Regions from separate parts of the Homo sapiens genome. Here region 2 is linked to region 1. A link is a loop called in an ENCODE intact Hi-C map of the cell type or tissue named here. Cell type or tissue: A673. All regions are shown on one strand. Each heading gives the region's core, and the rest is flanking DNA. Links, peaks and the distances in the headings are about the cores only. Region 1 has its middle 92 kb from the start of TMEM164. Region 2 overlaps TMEM164 (transmembrane protein 164).

What was found. Hi-C counts contacts between places; a loop is a spot of excess contacts. Peaks named below come from ENCODE experiments on the same cell type or tissue, not always from the same donor. Only the 100,000 strongest peaks of a DNase experiment are listed, where the experiment ranks them.
Region 2: it touches region 1 in a loop (7-fold over the local background); 11 of 110 quality-filtered maps call a loop at or near these places.

What each region holds. Positions count from the first base shown.
Region 1 is chrX:109,906,901-109,915,246 of GRCh38, forward strand. No RefSeq gene overlaps it. Among named protein-coding and RNA genes, the nearest start is that of TMEM164, 92 kb to the right of the region's middle. In A673, for the core only: a CTCF peak has its summit at 4,330 (motif pointing right); no DNase peak of the experiment used is centred there.
Region 2 is chrX:110,121,720-110,130,065 of GRCh38, forward strand. The region is part of intron 4 of TMEM164 (transmembrane protein 164); the gene reads left to right. Among named protein-coding and RNA genes, the nearest start is that of MIR3978, 44 kb to the left of the region's middle. In A673, for the core only: a CTCF peak has its summit at 3,893; no DNase peak of the experiment used is centred there.

The sequences.
Region 1 (8,346 bases), core at 239-8,238:
TAAACATGCATGTGCAAGTATCTTTTTCGAATAATGACTTCTTTTCCTCTGCGTAGATACCCAGTAGTGGAATTGCTGGATCAAAGGGTAGTTCTACTTTTACTTCTTTAAGGAATCTCCACACTGTTTTCCATAGTGGCTGTACTAGTTTACATTCCCACCAGCAGTGTAGAAGTGTTCCCTGTTCACTGCATCCACGCCAACATCAATGATTTTTTGATTTTTTGATTACGGCCATTCTTGCAGGAGTAAGGTTGTATCACATTGTGGTTTTGATTTGCATTTCCCTTATCATTAGTGATGTTAAGCACTTTTTCATATGTTTGTTGGCCATTTGTATATCTTCTTTTGAGAATTGTCTATTCATGTCCTTAGCCCACTTTTTGATGGGATTGTTTGTTTTTTTCTGATTTGTGTTCCTTGTAGATTCTGGATATTAGTCCTTTGTCAGATGTATAGTTTGTGAAGATTTTCTCCCACTCTTTGGGTTGTCTGTTTACTCTGCTGATTGTTCCTTTTGCTGTGCAAAAGCTCTTTAGTTTAATTAGGTCCCAGTTATTTATCTTTTTTTAATTGCATTTGCTTTTGGGTTCTTGGTCATGAAATCCTTGCCTAAGCCAATGTCTAGAAGGGTTTTTCCAATGTTATCTTCTAGAATTTATATAGTTTCACGTCTTAGGTTTAAGTCCTTCATCCATCTTCAGTTGATTTTTGTATAAGGTGAGAGAGAAGGATCCAGTTTCATTCTCCTACATGTGGCTAGCCAATTATCCCAGCACCATTTGTTGAAAAGGGTGTCCTTTTCCCACTTTATGTTTTTGTTTGCTTTGTCAAAGATCAGTTGACTGTAAGAATTTGGGTTTATTTCTGGGTTCTCTATTCTGTTCCATTGGTCTATGTGCCTATGTTTATACCAGTACCACACTGTTTTGGTGACTTTGGCCTTAGAATATAGTTTGAAATTAGGTAGTGTGATGCCTCCAGATTTGTTATTTTTGCTTACCCTTGCTTTGGCTATGGTCTCTTTTTTGGTTCCATATGAATTTTGGAATTTTTTTTCTAGTTCTGTGAAGAATGATGGTGATATTTTTATGGGGACAGCATTGAATATGTATATTGCTTTTGGCAGTATGGTCATTTTCACAATATTGATTCTACCCATCCATGAGCATGGGATGTGTTTCTATTTGTTTGTGTCATCTATGATTTCTTTCAGCAGTGTTTTGTAGTTTTCCTTGCAGAGATCTTTCGACTCCTTGGTTAGGTATATTCCTAAATATTTTATTATTTTGCAGCTATTGTAAAAGGTGTTGAATTCTTAATTTGATTCTCTGGTCACTGTTGGTGTATAGGAGAGCTACTGATTTGTGTACATTAATCTTGTATTCATGTTGAAATTTAACTGCTAATGTAACGGTATTGGGAGGTAAGACCTTTAAGAGGTAATTGAGTCATGAAGGCTCTGCCCTCATGAACGGATCAATGCTGTTATCATGAGAATGGGTTAGTCATCATGTGAGCAGACTCCTGATAAAAAGATAAGTTTTGTCTCAATTTTCTTGCTCACCATATGATGTATTCTGCCATGGGATAACCCTTGCCAAATGCTGGTGCAGTGCTCTTGGACTCCCCAGTCTCCAGAGCTGTGAGCCAAATGCACTGTTCTTTATAAATTACCCAGTCTGTGGTATTCTGTTTAAAGCACAGAAAATAGACTAAGACATACATTGTAAGTGCCTAGTAAATGTGAACTAATGTTCTTATCCCTTGTCTGACATTGGCCTTGAATAATGCAAGCCCCTTCTCATCAGTTCCCTAATTTGTGAGAATGAAAACAGGAGCCTTCATGGTTGTTTATAAGTTATAAATTCTCATTCTAGGGAAAGCGCTCATTAATATTCTTACCACTATTTCTTATAGACAGCACCAGAGGCTGAGATTTATTTAATATGAACAATTTAAAATAATTTCTGTAAGCGCACACACAGCTAGCTTTCAATTACTCACTCTAATGGAGAAGATCAGAGTCATAGGTAATCTAAAACTGTGCCAAATCCAAAGTCATCTCTGTTTGGCTTGGAAATGAACTGGATACACTTTTTTTTTTTTTTTTTTTTTTGCAGCATATTTACCTTTTGGATTTTTTTGTGCTTGGCCAATAATAAAATAAATTTACATTATCTAAGCACACTAGCTGACAGCACGTGAAAGTGCACAGAAATACTCCTGGGGAAAAAGAGAAGCTAAGATCATGATACTAAGTTTGCTGCAATGAAGAAGGGATTTACCATACATTTTTATTAGTGATTCTCAGAGTTTAGAAGAGATTTTTTAAAATTGTATGGGGAACTTGTTAAAAATGCACATTCGCAGCTCCAACCATTTTATAGGTGAGAAAACTGAGGTTCAGATAGGGGAACTGACCTGCTCCATGTTGTAAAGTTGAGGGCACAATGGGAAGTAGGACCTAAGTCTCCACAGCTCCTCATATAATGTACTAGGCAGCGATAATAATGGAGTCCTCTGAGGAAGAGAATAGAGAGAGAAGGCCATGTAGAAGGCAGAATAATGAAACTTGGGGATATTTTCACATTTGGTAGGGTGAGAGAAGGAAAAGAAGACAGCAAGAATGAGAAAGTGAATGAAGTTAATTTCTTTGAACTTGGCTGATCTCTCAGAAACTTCTAACCCAGTAGTTCTCAAACTACTATGCACCCAGGTCAATTTGAGCACCTGTTGAAAATATGGATCCCCAGACAATCTGATTTAATAGGTCTGAATTAGAGCTTAAGTTTGTGTTCTTTTTTCTTTAAGTCAGCACCCCATGTGATTCAGAATTAAGTAAATGGAAAATCACATCTTGAAAAATATTTGTCTAACCTTCTAAGATCTTGAAGTTTACGTCAAAATGTTTTAAGGAAATACCAAGATCTTTGAAAACGTGGGATTTCCCCTGTTGAATTACTTGGGACCAGGGATGAACTTTGACAGCCCAAAAGCTGCTGTGAGTGAGCACTCTGTCTGAGTAGTGAAAGCATGGCATGCTGCTTGAGGATGCAGGCTTTAGCACTACACTGGTCTGTGTTCAAATCCTGTTTCTGACACTTACTAGCTAAGTCATCTCTGTCAAATTCTTTGCTTCTGTGTGCCTCAGTTTCCTCATCTGCAAAGTGGGAATAATAATAGTATCTGCCTAGTAGAATTGTTTTGAGGGCGGTCTGTAAAAGTGTTTAATTTAGCAATCACTCAAACACAGCTTAGATTATTACTTTTTTCTTTTTCAGCGTTGCTTGCATGGTGGATCTTTTGCTCAGGATAAATCATCTGAAGACTCTAAGGCAGTTACAGTGACCAACTTTACCTGTTTGCCCAGGACCGAGAGGTTTCCCAGGATGCATGATTTTGGTGCAAAAAGACAGGCCCAAGCAAACCAGGATGGTTGGTCACTCTGAAGGCAGACCTCTCTGAAGCCCTTCAAGTACTTATTTGCATACATAATATTTTTTACTGGTAAACAGTAGTTATCAGCTGCTCTGCTAATTCAACAAGGAATAATTGCTGAAGGTTATCTGATACTATACATCTAGTAGCTACTCCAACTAAAATTTCTAACTTGAGCAGCTTGCAGAGAAGTGCATGGGAGTGATGCACACTTCTGGGATTCCCGAAATTCCCTATATCTGGATTGTGCTCAGCTGTACTGTATATATTTCTTAACTAGGTGATAGATTTCTTTTTGTAAATATGTGGTTGTCTATTAATAGGATCACAATAGTCTCAGAATTCTATTTGGTGGCTCAATAAATGTAAGCTGAATGAATAAATGACTATCAATTGAAATGTCTTCACTTGGGTGTTTGGGAGACTTGATTTATGAAATTGAGAGGTACAGTTTGAAAACCATCTCAGACAGCAATTTCCTCCCTTGCACAGCACTAATTCTCTCTTAATGTGGCTTCCCAGAATAAAGGCATGACACAAGACAGGCACTTACCTTGTCTTGGTGAAAAGGCTCTTGAGATGCCTGTGAAGAGGATTTTCAGAGTTTCTAAATTTGGCCCTGAAGTCATCTGAGATGCGTATACATTCACATATACATATACATATACATCTGTCAAAAACAGAGCAATGCCAGGATAAAGTCACATATCTCACCCAGCTATGTCCCAGATGGGACATGACCTTTGTTGTATACACTCTTTTGTGGACTAGTGCTTTGTACATGTTAGGGTGATGAGGTTAAGGGTTTAAAAGGCCTTTCTTTTTAAAGATCCATTGTGTTTTCTCAGGCTGGAAAAATTGTCATCCTCCATTCGCCACTAGATGGCCCATCATTCAAAAAAATTCCTTGTTTTCTAAAAAAAAATTTAGGGAACAAGGTTCCCATAATGATTTGAGTATTCCCATCATGATTTTTCAGCCATATCATAGCAAATCACCATATATTCTTTCAGTATTTACTTTAAATTGGCTACTTTCTAACTTAAATATGCCTATTTTAGAAGTAAACTGGAAGGTGAACAGGAAAAAAGAGAGAAAGTTATACATAGATGAAAAATTCAATGGCCCTGGAGAGAAAGAGCTGCCTCAAGGATGAATAGGAAGGGGAACTGGGCCTGGAGTTGGTGATTCAGGACTCAAGGGGCCAAGATCAATAGTAGGCAGAAAGATAAAGGGGGCGGGTGAGAAAGAAGGACTCTCAAAACTGACACGGAAAAGCTGGGCCAGAGGTAGGAAGAGGGAGGCATGGAACCTGGGGGATAGAGAGCGGAGCTGAAACAAATATAGAAATGTTGGCACAAAATGTTTGTGTAAGAGAAGGCTACAACTGAGTCGGGCATACCAGAAGCTGAAAGAAAGGTGAAGCCTAGCAGTATAGTTTGAAGTCAGGTAGCGTGATGCCTCCAGCTTTGTTCTTTTGGCTTAGGAATGACTTGGCAATGCAGGCTCTTTCTTGGTTCCATATGAACTTTAAAGAAGTTTTTTCCAATTCTGTGAAGAAACTCATTGGTAGCTTGATGGGGATGGCATTGAATCTATAAATTACCTTGGGGAGTATGGCCATTTTCACAATATTGATTCTTCTTATCCATGAGCATGGAATGTTCTTCCATTTGTTTGTATCCTCTTTTATTTCCTTGAGCAGTGGTTTGTAGTTCTCCTTGAAGAGGTCCTTCACATCCCTTGTAAGCTGGATTCCTAGGTATTTTATTCTCTTTGAAGCAATTGTGAATGGGAGTTCACTCATGATTTGGCTCTCTGTTTGTCTGTTATTGGTGTATAAGAAAGCTTGTAATTTTTGCACATTGTTTTTGTATCCTGAGACTTTGCTGAAGTTGCTTATCAGCTTATGGAGATTTTGGGTTGAGATGATGGGGTTTTCTAGATATACAATCATGTCATCTGCAAACAGGGACAATTTGACTTCCTCTTTTCCTAATTGAATGCCCTTTATTTCCTTCTCCTGCCTGATTGCCCTGGCCAGAACTTCCAACACTATGTTGAATAGGAGTGGTGAGAGAGGGCATCCCTGTCTTGTGCCAGTTTTCAAAGGGAATGCTTCCAGTTTTTGCCCATTCAGTATGATATTGGCTGTGGGTTTGTCATAAACAGCTCTTATTATTTTGAGATACGTCCCATCAATACCTAATTTATTGAGAGTTTTTAGCATGAAGGGCTGTTGAATTTTGTCAAAGGCCCAAAACAGCATGGTACTGGTACCAAAACAGAGATACAGATCAATGGAACAGAACAGAGCCCTCAGAAATAACACCACACATCTAAAACTATCTGATTTTTGACAAACCTGGCAAAAACAAGAAATGGGGAAATGATTCCCTATTTAATAAATGGTGCTGGGAAAACTGGCTAGCCATATGAAGAAAGCTGAAACTGGATCCCTTCCTTACACCTTATACAAAAATTAATTCAAGATGGATTAAGGACTTAAATGTTAGACCTAAAACCATAAAAACCCTAGAAGAAAACCTAGGCAATACCATTCAGGACATAGGCATGGGCAAGGACTTCATGTCTACAACACCAAAAGCAATGGCAACAAAAGCCAAAATTGACAAATGGGATCTAATTAAACTAAAGAGCTTCTGCACAGCAAAAGAAACTACCATCACAGTGAACAGGCAACCTACAGAATGGGAGAAAATTTTTACAATCTACCCATCTGACAAAGGGCTAATATCCAGAATCTACAAAGAACTCAAACAAATTTACAAGAAAAAAAAAACAACCCCATTAACAAGTGGGCGAAGGACATGAACAGACACTTCTCAAAAGAAGACATTTATGCAGCCAACAGACACATGAAAAATGCTCATCATCACTGGCCATCAGAGAAATGCAAATCAAAACCACAATGAGATACCATCTCACACCAGTTAGAATGGCGATCATTAAAAAGTCAGGAAACAACAGGTGCTGGAGAGGATGTGGAGAAATAGGAACACTTTTACACTGTTGGTGGGACTGTAAACTAGTTCAACCATTGTGGAAGACAGTGTGGCGATTCCTCAGGGATCTAGAACTAGAAGTACCATTTGACCCAGCCATCCCATTACTGGGTATATATCCAAAGGACTATAAATCATGCTGCTATAAAGACACATGCACACGTATGTTTATTGTGGCACTATTCACAATAGCAAAGACTTGGAACCAAGCCAAATGTCAAACAATGATAGACTGGATTAAGAAAATGTGGCACATATACACCATGGAATACTATGCAGCCATAAAAAATGATGAGTTAATGTCCTTTGCAGGGACATGGATGAAGCTGGAAACCATCATTCTCAGCAAACTATCGCAAGGACCAAAAACCAAACACCGCATGTTCTCACTCATAGGTGGGAATTGAACAATGAGAACACTTGGACACAGGAAGGGGAACATCACACACCAGGGACTGTTGTGGGGTGTGAAGAGGGGGGAGGGATAGCATTAGGAGATATACCTAAAGTAAATGACGAGTTAATGGGTGCAGCACACCAACATGGCACATGTATACATACGTAACAAACCTGCACGTTGTGCATATGTACCCTAGAACTTAAAGTATAATAAAAAATATATATGTATATATATGTATGTGTGTATATATATATATATATACACATATATATATATAAAAGGTGAAGCCTAAGGAAGAGATGTGGGGTTGGGGCCTGAGGAGATGAAGAGGATAAAGAGGTATATCAGACGCTCTTCGTTGCAATGTTTCCATTTCCCCTCCACTTCTTTCCTTTGGGGAACATTAAGCAACACCGTTTAGTAACCAAGCCCGAAATTGCGGCCCAATAGACCACAGACCTAGAATGCCTTACCTACAAACCTTGTTGCCATGTGTGTTTTGGAATTCAGAATTGTTTGGATTTCAGAAAGGTGACACAAGCATACACTAGACATTAGATAACATACCTAGTGAGGCCTGGGGCAAAACCCCATAAGCAAACACATTAACATTTCTGCAGTGAAATGTATGATTTATTATACTTAGTGGGCTAGATGAAGACTATGAAATAGTTCAGGTTTGGTTTTGTCGCCAAAAGCATTTTGATGCCAAACTAATAAAAAACAAACAGCCTTTGATTTTCAGAGCCTTTTGAACTGTGCGTACTGTTTATGTCTTATTTTTGAATCTGGGTCATGGGCACATAGCTGTTTGTCGTATTACTGTTCATACCTTTTGTAGGTGTGAAATATGATTTTTTAAAACCTTTGAATTGCCTAGGCTCATGTCTGTTCTAAGAGGGAGCATGACACAATACTACATTCATAGAAGGCTTACTAAACACTTGTGGAATTGAACTAACTGGATCTAGCCCTCCTACATGTATTCTTTGTTAACTTGGCCTTAGAGAAAGCAACAGATGCTCTTCTAATTAGGGAGGTTAGTCTGGTTACAAATATAAATAAGAGTTAAGCTGGAACAAAGGCTATGCCTAGGAAAAATGCCTTCATTCCTTTATTCATTAACTCGACAAATATTGAGGACTACTGTGAACTTAGCACCGTGCTAAAAGTTGAAAAGCCATAGGAGGTATCATATAAACAAAGTTCTATCTCTTCCATTGAGAAATTGAAAGTCTGGTGGAGAAGATGAGCTGCTCTCGCCTACCTGTGATTTAATGGGCAGAATGCCACAGGATAGGCATGGTGTGCCATGAAAGCTCCAAGCAGATGTGCTCTCTGCCCAGCATATGGATACTGATGCATGCCTGGAGAGTTTAATAGAGGAGCTGAGATTACAGCAGTTTCCACACTGTTACCATCTAAAATGGCAATCTGCTCTCATTGCTCCCTAGCCTATGGGGGATTGGGTCGTCATTA
Region 2 (8,346 bases), core at 129-8,128, 210 kb after region 1:
GTCAAATGATAACTCAGTGTTTAAACTTTAGAGTAACTGCCAGACTATTTTCCAAAGTGGCTATACCATTTTATATGTCCACCAGCAATGTATGAGCATTCCAAGTTCTCAACATCCTCACTACCACTTGTTATTGTGTCTTTTTTATTATAGCCATTCTAGAGGGTGTGATGTCGTAGAGGTTGAGTATCCGTTATCCAAAATGCTTAGAACTCGAAGTGTTTCAGATTTTGGAATGCTGCACTTTGTACTTACCAGTTGAGCATCCCTAGTCTGAAAATCTGAAGTGCTTGAATGAGCATTCTTTTGAGCATCTCTTTAATACTCAAATTTGACCCAGCCATCCCGTTACTGGGTATATACCCAAAGGACTCTAAATCATGCTGCTATAAAGACACATGCACATGTATGTTTATTGCGGCACTATTCACAATAGCAAAGACTTGGAACCAACCCAAATGTCCAACAATGATAGACTGGATTAAGAAAATGTGGCACATATACACCATGGAATACTATGCAGCCATAAAAAATGATGAGTTCATGTCCTTTGTAGGGACATGGATGAAGCTGGAAATCATCATTCTCAGTAAACTATCGCAAGAACAAAAAACCAAACACCGCATATTCTCACTCATAGGTGGGAATTGAACAATGAGAACACATGGACACAGGAAGGGGAACATCACACTCTGGGGACTGTTGTGGGGTTGGGGGAGGGGGGAGGGATAGCTTTAGGAGATATACCTAATGCTAAATGACGAGTTAATGGGTGCAGCACACCAGCATGGCACATGTATACATATGTAACCTGCACATTGTGCACATGTACCCTAAAACTTAAAGTATAATAATAATAAAATAAAATAAAATAAAAAAATAAAATATCTGATAAAAAAAGTTTCATATTCAGGAACATTTCAGATTTCGGATTTTTGAATGCTATTTCTCTGATAACTAATGATGTTGAACACTTTTTCATGTACTTACTAGCTATTTGTATGTCTTTTTGGAGAAATATCTTTTCAGATCCTTTCCCAAATTTTAATTGGGTTGTTTTCATTGTTCAGTTATAATTGTTCTTTCTGGATATTAAACCCTTATCTGATATATAATTTGAAGCATTTTCTCCCATTCTGTGGGTTGTCATTGCATTTGCTTGATTGTATCCTTTGAGGCACAAAATATTTTAATTTTGATAAAGTCTAATTTCTCTATTTTTGATTTGGCTGCTTGTGCTTTTGGTATCACATCTAAGAAACTGTTGTCTAGTCCAAGATCATGAAGATATATGACTGTTTTCTTCTAAGAGTTTCATAGTGTTGGCTCTTACATTTAGGTCTATGATCCATTTTGAGTTAATCTTTATGTGTAGTGTGAGGAAGGGGTCCAAATTCATTTTTTTCATGTGGATATCCAGTTGTCCCAGCACCATTTGTTGAAAAGACTCTTCTATCCATCCCCATTGAAATATCTTGGTATCCTTTCTAAAAATCAATGAAAAATAAATGTGAAGGTTTATTTTTAGACCCTCAGTTCTATCTCATTTCTCTATATGTCTATCCATATGCCAGCACCACACTGTCTTGATTGCTGTAGCTTTGTAGAAAGCTTTGAAACTGAGTGTGCATTGTAACAAGATCTTCTGGGGATTAGTGTGTGTGTGTGTGAATGTTGAAAAGGGCTGGAAAGCAAAGTTGAAAGAAAGCAAAATGAGCAATATAGTGTTCAGATGATAAGGCCCAGGGGGATTGACTAGCCTGAGGCCACATAGCCAGTGATTGGCAGATCTTGGTTCAGCACTCAGGTCTTCTGACTTCCACATCAGTGCTCTTTCCACCTCCCCTGTTGCATAAGTACTGAATGAGATGCCTTTGGTTAATGGACACTCTGAGCAAGAGACTTCAGGGTTATTTAAGCAACTGAACTTTGCTCAATCGCCTCATCTGTACAACAGAAATATTACCTCTATCACTGGCTGGGCCTGGTGGCTCACGCCTATAACTGCAACACTTTGGGAGGCTCAGGAGGAAGGATCACTTGAGCCGAAGTGTTGAGACCAGCCTGGGCAACAAAGTGAGACCCTGTCTGTACAAAAAATAAAATAATTAGCCAGCCATGGTGGCATGTGCCTGTAGTCCCAGCTAGTCAGAAGGCCGATGTGGGAGGGTCACTTGAGCCCAGGAATTTGAGACCAGACTGGCCAACATAGTGAGACCGGTCTCTACCAAAATTTTTTTTAAAAAATTAGCCAGGCGTGGCGGTATGTGTCTGTAGTCTCACCTACTTGGGAGGCTGAGGCAGGAGGATCACTTGAGCCTAACAGTTCAAGGTTACCATGAGCCATGATCATGCCATACACTCCAGCGTGGGTGACAGAGTGAGAACCTGTAATAACAAATGGAAGGAAGGAAGGAAGGAAGGAAGGAAGGAAGGAAGGAAGGAAGGAAGGAAGGAAGGCAGGAAGGCAGGCAGGCAGGCAGGCAGGCAGGAAGGCAGGAAGGCAGGCTGGCTGGACGGAAAGAGGGAAGCAGGGAGGGAGGGAGAAAGGTACATCATAGTTATTATGAGGATTCAATGAAATAATCCTTTGTTGGGTGCCAACTGGCAAGATGAATTCAGTTTTCCATTGCATAAAAAGAATCGGGGGGTAGGCAGAGCTCCTCCTGAGGCCCATCTCTTACCTCAACAGGTGGCCTGCCAACCTCCCCTTAGGTCCCACACGCCTAGGACCTTGAGTGGAGTGAACTGAGACTTTAGGGCAAACTGAGGGTTTCTTTAGAAAGTCCAAGGAAAGAGTGATCACTTCTGGGTCCCGGTACTGCATGGGTGCCAGTTGAGGAAGCTTTGGTGGTAGGATCCGGCCAGAGGAGCTAACGCAGGAAAGGAGTTTGGGGTGGAAAAACTTCGTAAGCTAGGAGGTCCTATGATGTAGTGGATAAGAACAGGAGTGTATGTATATAATTTTATATTGTAGAAAATTGAAAGCATACACAAAAGTAGAAAAAATGTTCCCTAATGCATCTGTCACCCAGTTTCAATGATTGTCACCACATAGCCCATCTTTTTCTTTTTAACAATACACCTCACTCCACCACAAATCCATTCCACCCCCAACACAAACACCTATCCCTGGATTATTTGGAAGAAAATCTCATGTAATTTTAACTGTAAGTATTTCATTATGCATGTCTGAAATGTAAGGACACAGTAAAAAATAAACATTACAATACCATTATCATACCTATAATAACTAGCAATAATTCCTTAAAATCATCAAAGATACCTAGTCAGCAGAGCCCAGGCTTTTAATCTAGCCAAATCACTGTTCCAGTCTTCCTTCTACAGCATCAATAGCCTGTCTCAGAGCCTGTTTTACATTGTAAAATGAGGACGGTCATAACAATTCCTGAATCTTTAATAAGGTAATGCATGTAAAGTGCTTACCACAATGCCTGATACAAAGTAGTAAATGCTCAATAAAGGTTAGCTAAGATTATTTATTAATAATAATAGGAAATATTTGAGTTGCTATTAAGGTGCTTTTGAGAATGGCTTTGACTTAGAATCAAGAGGCAGATTTGGAGCCCAGCGAAATGATTGTTGCGGGGAGGAATAACGACAAAAACAAAACAAAAAAACTTTCAAAGTGGCTGAAAAGAGAGCACCGGTATGAACTGGGAAGTGGAGCTGCAGATGATGGCGTCCTGGTAATTTTCCTCCACTGTATGTAGTTTTTTCCCCCTGCAGTTCCCCTGGAGGAGAGAGGAGAACTGGCTCGGGTGGGGGTTGCAAATACTAGAAAGTATTCTGGGCAAGAAGGGGCACTGCAATCAAAGGGCTGGGGGCCCCCAGAGTCCTGGCTCAGGAGATGAAGTCTCAGGTTCCCTGGGCTCATGGGCCTAAAGCCCCACCTTGTGGGGAATGGTCTGAGTGACTCTGTTTCTGTGCACGGAGTTTGGAGGCATGAGGCAGGCTCACTACATCGTGTTAGAAACATTCCCATTGTTCAGGAATGGTCTTGCTCTCTGCTGCCAGTTCCAGGCATCAGCTGAAAGCTTTTTAATAAAAATGGAACTCAAAGGAGACGTGATAAGGTACCTGATTTTAACCTGAAGTGAGAGAACACCAGATGTTTCATTCTGTCTGAGGGTTTGAGAGGCAAAGCAATTAGCAGCTGCTACTGATTTAGCAACAGACACCTGCTAAATGAAAATCTGTAAAACCGGCCAGGCTTGGCAGCAGAAGCGCATACACTGCTTCTCAGGCATTTCTGGGAATTGTAAATTATGTTGGCTCAAATGGCAGGGCGGGGGGCTTCCAGTGAAGCTGAACATGCTCATCTAGACCAGGAGTGTGTTTTTCTAAGATGGCAATAACTTAGAAATGGCTATTTGGTTGGTGGATGGAGAGGACGAGATGAGAACGAATCTTCCAGAAGCTGCCTGGTTCGTCTCTGCTGCTGGCCCAGCTCACAGGTGCCCTCTGGGAGTCATCCTATAGCTGCCCTCTGGGGACAGATAGGGCTGACAGAAGGACGAGGGAATCCTGCCACCCCTCTCCTCCTGATCCAGAGCACATCTCTCCCTGCCACCAAAGGCAGTAAGTCTCAAAGCAGGAGGAACACCCACCTCTGGACTCACAGCATCTCCTGCTCTGGGACAGTTACAGACTGTTGGCTTTAGCAGTGATTTGGAGAGTTTGTGCTTGCTTTGGCTGGGAAAGAGACTTATCCATAGCCTACTGCCTTTCAGGATTCTTTTCTAAGGGGATATCAATGCCTGCTCTCCACGTCTATTTTCTCGAGGCCCACAGTGGAGCACAAACAATGGAAACATAGGAATCCATGCAGAGGGCTTTAGCGATCTCCTGGGACACTGCTTCTGTCCTGTCTTTTAGCCCTTATAGTTTATAGTTTAGATTTTACATGTGTTTCCTATCTTTTCAACCTTTTCTAATAAGAATTCCTTACATGTGGATGGGACTTGGCAACCAGCAAATCTCACCTTAGTGTAGTTGTTGAGGATGGGTTCAGGGATTTTCTAGAAAATAAATCTATTTTCTAGGTTTATTTCCTGGCTGGGCCACTCCTGTGTGTGTGTGTGTGTGTGTGTGTGTGTGTGTGTGTGTGTGTGTGTGTGTGTGGTGTTGGTGGGAAGAACATAAGGTTCTTCATGGAGTGGGTGTTCAATATATGACTGATTGAAGAGAAGGTCAATTTGTAGGTCAACTAGGTGGTGCTGAAAGAATTGAGCAACTCCCATTTGTGCCTTATGCCACATGCACTGTACATAACTGTGTCTTGGTCTCCAAACTAGGCCAGAGGTCAACTGTAACTTGGGCCAAAGGTGCCTTCTGTTTCCAGTTTTGAGCAAGGGAATGGCAGCTCTCCATATGGAGCAGGGACCAGGGGGTGCTGTTGGCAGATGCATGGTGAGAGCTGTCCTGAGGAAGTACCATCCAGAGTCTCGTCCTAGCAAGGTGTTTTAGTGTGGTTAAAGGGTCACTCCTGGCCGGGTGTGGTGGCTCATGCCTGTAATCCCAGCACTTTGAGAGGCTGAGGCGGGCAGATCACCTGAGGTTGGCAGTTCGAGACCAGCCTGACCAACATGGAGAAACCCCGTCTGTACTAAAAATACAAAAATTAGCCGAGTATGGTGGCTCATGCCTGTAATCCCAGCTACTCGGGAGGCTGAGGCAGGAGAATCTCTTGAACCTGGGAGGCGGAGGTTGTGGTGAGCCAAGATCGCACCATTGCACTCCAGCCTGGGCAACAAGAGCAAAACTCCGTCTCAAACAAAACAAAACAAAACAAAACAAAACAACCACAACTCAACTCCTGCTTCCAAAGATGGAAGTGAGAGAAGATTCTTTTTCCTTTAACTGAGTGGGCCCTTAGTTGAGATATACAGACATGTTTTAATTTCACTAACTCGGCCCCACAGTGTAGGAGGGGGAAAGGAACAGCAAGTAGTCCAGGTAGAGGAAGAGCTAGGGTCCCCACACTCTAGCCAGAATTGGGGGAGCTCCACCTTCTCTGATCAGGGGAGAGACAGGATTCCCATCACCTCCTTCCAATAACTAAAATAACCACAGCACAAATATGTGTCCTGTATCAGCAAGCTGCCATTGAAAGAGGGCCATGGACCCTGCGTATGATAGAGCATGCTAGGTGCACTCATGGTCCTTATAAAAGCAGCCAGGTATGCATGGGCTGGGCCCTGCATGCACAAGTTACCCATTGGTCCACTAAACGTATGTTCCTAAAACCCATTATGGTCTTAAGAATTCAGACTGGCATGGATGCAAAAATTCAGATAACCCCTAAGTAATAAAAGTACTTATTTTTCTTTAGAACCTAAGACCTATAAGTCTCAACTAATTTGAAGAATACTCTGGTGACCAAAGGGAGAATGCCTCTTCAAAAGATTGCTTTTATTTGGAGGTTGCAGGCCTTGCATAGGGTCGTTCCCCCAGCCCCCGGGGACTCTGTTAATGAAGGGGTTTGGGTAGGGCTTGAGCCTCTGCTCCTTCAACATTTCAGCATACACACAAAAGAGCCTACTTCTCAGCACAGATGTGACTACTATGTGTCCACTTGGATGTCACATTTCAGGGAAGGTTCATTCATAATACAGGTAAAATGTTACTATATTTTATCCTCTGTTGTTGCTTTGAAAAGTCAGTGGTCAGCCTTTTTACTCCTTTGAAAGTAATCTTTTCAGGTCACTTTTGAGGTTTTTTTGTTTCTTTTTGTTTGGTGTTCTGCAATTTTGCTATATGTTTCAGTATTGATTTGTTCTTTCTTATTCTGTTTGGGAGCCTTTGGGCTTCTGGTGTGTGGGTATATATCATTCATCAGGTTTCAGAACATTCTCAGCTGTTATAACTTCAAACTCTGCCTCTGTTCCATTCTATTCTTCTGGGACCACATTTTAGAGATATGTTAGTCCATCTTACTGTGTCTTCTTATCTCTTAATCTTTCTTTGATATTTTCTAATTTGTCTTACTGTATTGCACTTTGGCTAATTTCTTCAGCTGTATATTCCAGTTTATTATTTATCTCTTTAGTTAGTTCTATCCATTGAGTTTTTATTTCAGTTATTATATTTTTAATTTTTTTCAAACATACAAAACAGTCTGTAGGTAATAATTTTATTATCTGCAGTCTTTAAATTTCTGTTTTCAGGATTCCTGGCTTGTTTCCTTGTGTATTTAAGTTTTCTTTATTTTAAATATTATTATTTTTGTTGCTTTACTGTAAGTTGCTTATTTTCCTTGGGATTTTATTTATGGGTAGTTTTTGACTCCTGGTTTCCTGTAGAAAGGATCTGTCTTCATTCTTGCTAGGCACCTGAGAGCTGCCAGTCTGGAATCATGCTAAATGAATTCTGACCTCAGGTTTTTTGATTACCCAAGTAGTATACATTCACTTTTCAAATACACATGATGGCTGGCTTGCCGTTCCAAGTTTTTATTGGAGATAACCTAGTTCCTTTCCCTGCTACTCCAACTCAGTGTAAAGATTGAGAGTAGATTTTCCTTATCGTCCTAGGGGGCAGGAGTAATTTGTATTTCTAGTACACGTTTACACTGAAGTGTAGCTTTTTGGGGTCCCAGCTTTATGAGAGTTATCTCCTATCAGACTCTTTTTGGGATATCTTGACCTTTGTCCCCCATCCCTTATGCCCTGTGAAGCTATGAGAAATCAAAGCTCAAGTTCAGCTGGCTTAGCAAATCTACTTTGGGTGAAAATTGGATGCCGTATCCCACTTATGTCTCTGGGTTCCCACTTTCACTTTTTTTCTGGCTAGAAAATTCCTTGTGTATTTGACAGTTCATAGATTGAAAAATAAAACAATTTTAAAAATATTTTATCCAGGACTTTTGGATGTTTTCAGTGGTAGATTTGTTTAAGAACTAGCTTTTTATATGCTCAGAAATGAACATCTGGATCTTGTTTTCCAACACTTTTATGGCTGTGTCCTTACTTTCAGGAGCAACCAGGAGGACATTCTAATTCTATTCCTTGGTTGTCAGTGCTCTCCTGAAATATCTCTAAATAAGTTGATAAATACCTACTGTGTGTCTAGTATTGTGCTAAGTTCTATGAAATATCGGGAAGACCATGTAGCTTCTCATGTAGCTAACAGAACATTGGCAGTAGTGGCCTTCAGCCCTTGGAACACTGATTTAAACCATATTTTCATTTCCAAACCCTTTTAAGCCCTAGAAATTAGCATTTAGAATGATGTGGTTGTAAGACTGTAAGGTACATAAAGGCAGAGGCCATTTGTATCTTGTTTATAATAGTTGGCACATAGTAGATGCTCAATAAATACTGA